Regions from separate parts of the Homo sapiens genome. Here region 1 is linked to region 2. Evidence: read pairs that join two places in POLR2A ChIA-PET (ENCODE). Cell type or tissue: Caco-2. All regions are shown on one strand. Each heading gives the region's core, and the rest is flanking DNA. Links, peaks and the distances in the headings are about the cores only.

Region 1 (2,915 bases), core at 220-2,719, 220 kb before region 2:
AGGCGCCTGTAATCCCAGGTACTCAGGAGGCTGAGGCAGGAGAATCGCTTGAACCTGGGAGGCGCAGGTTGCAGTGAGCCAAGATTGCCCCACTGCACTCCAGCTTGGGTGACAGAGCTAGACTCCATCTCAAAATAATAATAATAAGCTGCACTCCAGCCTGGGTGACAGAGCTAGACTCTGTCTCAAAATAATAATAATAATAAGCTTAAAAAATAAAAACTTTAGAAAATACATCACCCCAGTTCCCATCCCTACCTGTCTATCCACAAAACCAAGGCATTCCTGAGAGTAATTCATTTATTATACTAATATAACAAGTGTTTATTAAGTATCTACTACTATATTCAAGTACTATTCTAGGAGATAGAAATACAGCAGTTTACAAAATAAAACCTGCTCTCACATTCTAGTGTGGTAGACAGTTGATGCAGAATTAAAGAATATATGGGAATAAGTGTATTAAAGAGAAAAAATAAGCAGGGTAAGGGGAAACAGGTAGTGTAATATGTATAGGGGGTAGGTGTACATGGGGGGAGTCAGGAAAGGTTTCACTGAGGTGAGACTAGAGGACAGCTTAATAATGTAAAGAAACACGCTATGCAACAATTAGGGGAAGAGCATTCCAGGAAAGAGGGAGCAGAGAAGGCAAACCCTGAGCAGGACCATGCCTGTGTATGCAGGACATCAGATAGGTCAAGGTGCTAAAATGTAATAATCCAGGAGGATATTGTAGGGAAAGAGCATCAGAGAGGTAGCTGGTAACTTTTGGTAGGAACCTGCCAGCTATTTTAAATCTTTAGCTTTATTCTGGTCTTTTTAATTTTCTTTTTTTGAGACAGAGTCTCACTCTGTCACCCAGGCTGGAGTGCAGTGGCACAATCTCAGCTCTCTGTAACCTCTGCCTCCTGGGTTCAAGTGATTCTCCTGCCTCAGCCTCCCGAGTAGCTGGGACTAAAGGCATGCACCACCATGCCTTGGCCTCCCAAAGTACTGGGATTACAGGAGTGAGCCACCATGCCCGGCCATCTTTTTAATTTTTAATGTTAATTAATTTTTATAGAGACAGGATCTCACTATGTTGCCCATGCTGGTCTTGAATGACTGGCCTCAAGCAGTCTTCCTGCTTTGGCTTCCCAAAGTGCTGGGATTACAAGTGTGAGCTACTATGTCCAGTGAAACTTTTTTTGGGGGGAGATGGAGTCTCACTCACTCTGCTGCTCAGGCTGGAGTGCAGTGGTGTGGTCTTGGCTCACTGCAACCTCTGCCTCTCGGATTGAAGTGATTCTTGTGCCTCAGCCTTCCAAGTAGCTGGGACTACAGGCGCATGCTGCCATGCCTGGCTAATTTTTTTGTATTTTTGGTAGGGAAGGGGTTGCACCATGTTGCCCAGGCTGTTCTTGAAGTCCTGACCTCAAATGATCCACCTGCCTCAGCTGGGATTACAGGTATGAGCCACTACACTTAGCCCTAAATGTGAACTTTTGAAATGGATTTTTTGGGTAAAGTCCAGGCAGGACATCAAAGAACAAGTATCCTGGTAGTGCGACAAGAATGTGGTTCTTTTCATTAAATATTTAACTTTTTAGAAAAGGATCACAAGGGCCAGGTGCGGTGGCTCACACTGTAATCCCAGCACTTTGGGAGTCTGAGGCAGGTGGATCACCTGAGGTCAGGAGTTTGAGACCAGCCTAGCCAATATGGGGAAACCCCGCCTCTGCTAAAACTACAAAAATTAACCAGGCATGGTGGCACGCACCTGTAGTCCTGGCTACTCGGGAGGCTGAGGCAGGAGAATTGCTTGAACCCGGGAGGCGGAAGTTGCAGTCAGATGAGATTGTGCCACTGTACTCCAGCCTGGGCGACAGAGTGAGACTCCATCTCAAAAAAAGAAAAAAAAAAAGAATCATAAGAAAAGCTCGGGGACAGTAACCTTATTGTGAAGGATTTAGTAATACTACTCTTGTAATCATGGTGTTTCTGACGTAGCACAGGGCAGTGAAAAGAGAAACACTGAACTAAGTCAGAAGGCTGGGTTTCTACTACCAGTTGTGTATATAAGCAGAGCCACCTTGGGCTAACCACTTTACCTGAACCTCAGTTTCCTTCTCTGTCATTCACCCTGCCAGTCTCCTTGGGCTATTGCAAGAATAAAATTAAATGCTACTTGGGAAAATACTTCACAACCTGAGATGACTTGTACCAATGTGGGTATTATTACTGGGACCAAATGTGACTTTAAAAAGAAAAACAACCTTGACAAAGAAAACTCTGATTGGTTACTAAATCCCTATTTCTGAGATAAGCTACATTTCAAAGAAATTCTCCGTAAAAGAAAAATTGGATTCAGTTATCATACCAGATGGCTTTCATTCTCACCACTGACTCAATTCTGAAATAATTATATTTCAGTATGGTAATTATAATCTACACTATATAAACACACTGTAAACATAAACTGTGAACAGATGAAAACTCCAATATGTAAAAAGGTAATGAATGTTGAAGGAAGACTGTGAAAAGGGAAAAGGAAAAAAATTAAAATGTTCCCCTTCTAGGTCCTGATGAGAGTAAATGTTTACTATAAAAATGATTCAAATATTTTAAACACTTTTCAAACCAGGCAATATTTTAGGCCTACTGTATATTTGCATTTTGAGCTTCCAATACGGATAAGTGACTGGAAAAAGCAGCTAGGTTTAGGTTGAAAAACAACAACCCACCGGGGAACACATTTTAGCAAATTCTTCTGAAAGTCAAAAATGTTACAGTCATAGGTAAAAAGTTACAAAGAACTACCAATCGTCAGAAATAGCTGCCAATAGTGACTTAGAGTCCAGCAGAAGGAATTTTAGGTCAAGAAACCTAAAACAGGCTGAAAAACTTACCTACCCTATAGCTACCACAAATAACAC
Region 2 (2,915 bases), core at 120-2,619:
AGAGAATATGAAGGATGCAGGAGAGAGAGAGGGAGAGTTACCAGAGGTAAGGAGGGATGGATGGGTTCCTGTGCCCAAGTGGCAGGTGGGCCTTTGCCAGGAGCACGGATGGCTCATCCACAGCACCAGAGGGGAAGGTAGAGGTGGTGGTTACACGTGGAGGAGGTGGGTGGATGTGTCCTGGGAACTCACGGAAGTTTCCTCTGATTGTTTCTATTCCCCTGGGGACATAGAAAGCAAGGTAGTCAGCTGAGGTTCTTTGGAGGTTGAAGAAGAAAGTGAGAATCAGCTGTCTGGAAAATGTAAGATCTATACATTAGGGAAACAGGATGATTTCACTTCTCAACACTAAGAGGCTCACCTGAGTCAGTGATTGCAAAGTTAACCCCCACTATACCACCAGGGTCCCTTGGACCCAAAGTTATAGCTGACTAATCCATTCTTCTTCCCACCCCGAGCCCCCATTCATTTCCGTTTCTTTTTGGAGCAATTCTAGATGTACATACTGATATTTCATGACCTTTGTTCTTTTACAGGTCTTCCAATGAAATAAATAAGTTTCTTTCTTCCCCCCCTCTCCTCCCCCCCGCTTTTTTTTTTTTGAGATGGAGTCTCACTCTGTTGCTCAGGCTGAAATGCAGTGGCACGATCTTGACTCACTGCGGCCTCTGCCTCCAGGTTTCAAGAGATTCTCCCACCTCAGCCTCCCAAGTGGCTGGGTTTACAGGCATGCACCACCATGCCCGGCTAATTTTTGTGGTTTTAAGGTGGGAAATTAAAGAAAAATAAAATTAAAAAGAAAGAGAAATAAATTTTCATGTATTAGGCCGACTTGTCCCAGAGGCAGCAACGGGCACAGCCCAGACCCAGGAAAAGTCTTGATAATATTATCTAATGTGCTCTGGAGACTCTCTCAGCAATCCCTCAACATAAGGAGAAGAAAAACAAATTTTCCTTTGTTTTATGGAATGAGTTTATAGATTCCTGTTCTCTGTAACTGTAGGGTCCAGCCCTACTGGGCCTTGCGGGTTGTTCTCTTCGTGTGCAGAGACGAGAGACGGTAGAAAAATATGACACGAGACTAAGAGATAGTAGGAAAGACAGCTGGGCCCAGGGGGCCACTACCATCAATGCACGGAGTCCAGTAGTGGCCCCGAATGCCTGAAGGTGCTGCTATTTATTGTATACAAGGCAAGGGGGCAGGGTAAGGAGAGTGAGTCATCCCAAGTGATTGATAAGGTCAAGCAAATCACATGGGGGTCTTCTTTGTGGTAGCAGAAGCAGAGAGAGGACCACATATGTCAGCATTTTTTCTATGCACTTATCAGAGAGATCAAAGACTTTAATACTTTCACTAATTCTGCTACTGCTATCTTCTAGGAACTTAAAAGAGGAACCAGGTGTACAGGCAGAACATGAAAGTGGAAAGGAGCGTGGCCACTGAAGCACAGCACCACAGGGAGGGGTTTAGTCCTCCAGATGACTGCGAGCAGGGCTGGATAATGTCAGACCTCCCACTAGAGCTGGTGGAGCAGAGTGTTCTCTAACTTCCCCCAAGGAAAGGGAAACTCCCTTTCCCGGTCCGCTAAGTAACGGGTGCCTTCCCAGGCACTGGCGCTACCGCTAGACCAAGGTGTCCTCAAGCGGCCTTTATCAGGATGTGATAGAGGACTTTCACTCTTATCTTCTGCTCACTTCTCACAATGTCCCTTCAGCTCCTGACTCTGTATTGGCTGGTCTTTCCTCGGTTATAATAATAATACAGAGATTAATACTAAAAACTAATGATTGATAATATCCATATATAATCATCTCTATATCCTATTTCTTTTTCTTTTTTTTTTTTTTTTTGACATGGAGTTTCACTCTGTCGCCCAGGCTGGAGTGCAGTGGCGTGATCTCAGCTCACTGCAAGCTCCACCTCCTGGATTCATACCATTCTCTCGCCTCAGCCTCCTGAGTAGCTGGGACTACAGGCGCCTGCCACCATGCCTAGCTAATTTTTTGTTTTTGTATTTTTAGTAGAGACAGGGTTTCACCCTGTTAGCCAGGATGGTCTCAATCTCCTGACCTCGTGATCCGCCCACCTTGGCCTCCCAAAGTGCTGGGAGCCACTGCATCCAGCTCTATTTCCTACTTCTAATATAACTTTTCTTATTCTAACTATTTTCTTTACTATATTGGAACAGGTTGTGCCCTCAGTCTCTTGCCTCAGCACCTGGGTAGGTTTCCGCCTACATGTAACCAGTGACTTCAAATATTCTGTTTTATCTAAGAAGTACAACGAAGGTCATGAGAAGCCTGAGTAGGCCTGAACTACAGCTGCCTGGGCACCATAGTGAAGGTTATAGGATAAGCCCATGCCCAGACAAACCTAGATAACGGACATCTGGGTTACTTGGCAACAGTCATGTGCAATCCTGTCTTTGTCCTGCCTCTGTATTGCTGCTTTTCACACCACTGTAAGCTTGCTTCAAGCTAGCCCACCACCTTCTGTGAAGTATGTATAAAAGTCAGATGCTGTCTTTGTTCCGGGCCCAGTCTTTTGGACGTTGAGTCAGCTGGGCCTGAGTGCACTCAATAAAGATTCTAGTTTCAACCTGAGGTCTCTCTCGTCCTCCTGAATCCTGCAACATTTCCAGTAGAGACAGGATTTCACCATGTTGGCCAGACTGGCCTCAAACGCCTGACATCAAGTGATCTGCCCACCTCTACCTCTCAAAGTGCTGGGATTACATGCGTGAGCCACCATGCTCTACCGTTTTCTTCCCTTTTTAAACAGAATAAAACTCATTATGTCTTGCAATGACCATATAGATCTATTGGTAGGCCCTCTTATAACCTGTCAGCACCATCCAGCCAAAGGCCACCAGGAACACACCTGTCATGACATGAGTTAGCTTTGAGGGAGAACG

The links. ChIA-PET counts read pairs that join two places held together with the same protein. Peaks named below come from ENCODE experiments on the same cell type or tissue, not always from the same donor. Only the 100,000 strongest peaks of a DNase experiment are listed, where the experiment ranks them.
Region 1: POLR2A ChIA-PET joins it to region 2 with 10 read pairs; 11 of 35 experiments call an interaction of 5 or more read pairs at or near these places.

Annotation. Positions count from the first base shown.
Region 1 is chr17:43,154,353-43,157,267 of GRCh38, forward strand. The region is part of intron 1 of LOC101929767 (a long non-coding RNA gene); the gene reads right to left. It also overlaps a transcript of BRCA1 not described here. Among named protein-coding and RNA genes, the nearest start is that of NBR1, 15 kb to the right of the region's middle. In Caco-2, for the core only: no CTCF peak of the experiment used is centred there; a DNase peak (open chromatin) is centred at 1,609.
Region 2 is chr17:43,371,206-43,374,120 of GRCh38, forward strand. It overlaps LINC00910 (long intergenic non-protein coding RNA 910), which reads right to left. Exons shown (of 6, transcript NR_027412.1): 5 at 42-221. It overlaps LOC105371785 (a long non-coding RNA gene), which reads left to right. Exons shown (of 2, transcript XR_007065761.1): 2 at 1,381-2,604. Among named protein-coding and RNA genes, the nearest start is that of LINC00910, 16 kb to the right of the region's middle. In Caco-2, for the core only: no CTCF peak of the experiment used is centred there; a DNase peak (open chromatin) is centred at 1,496.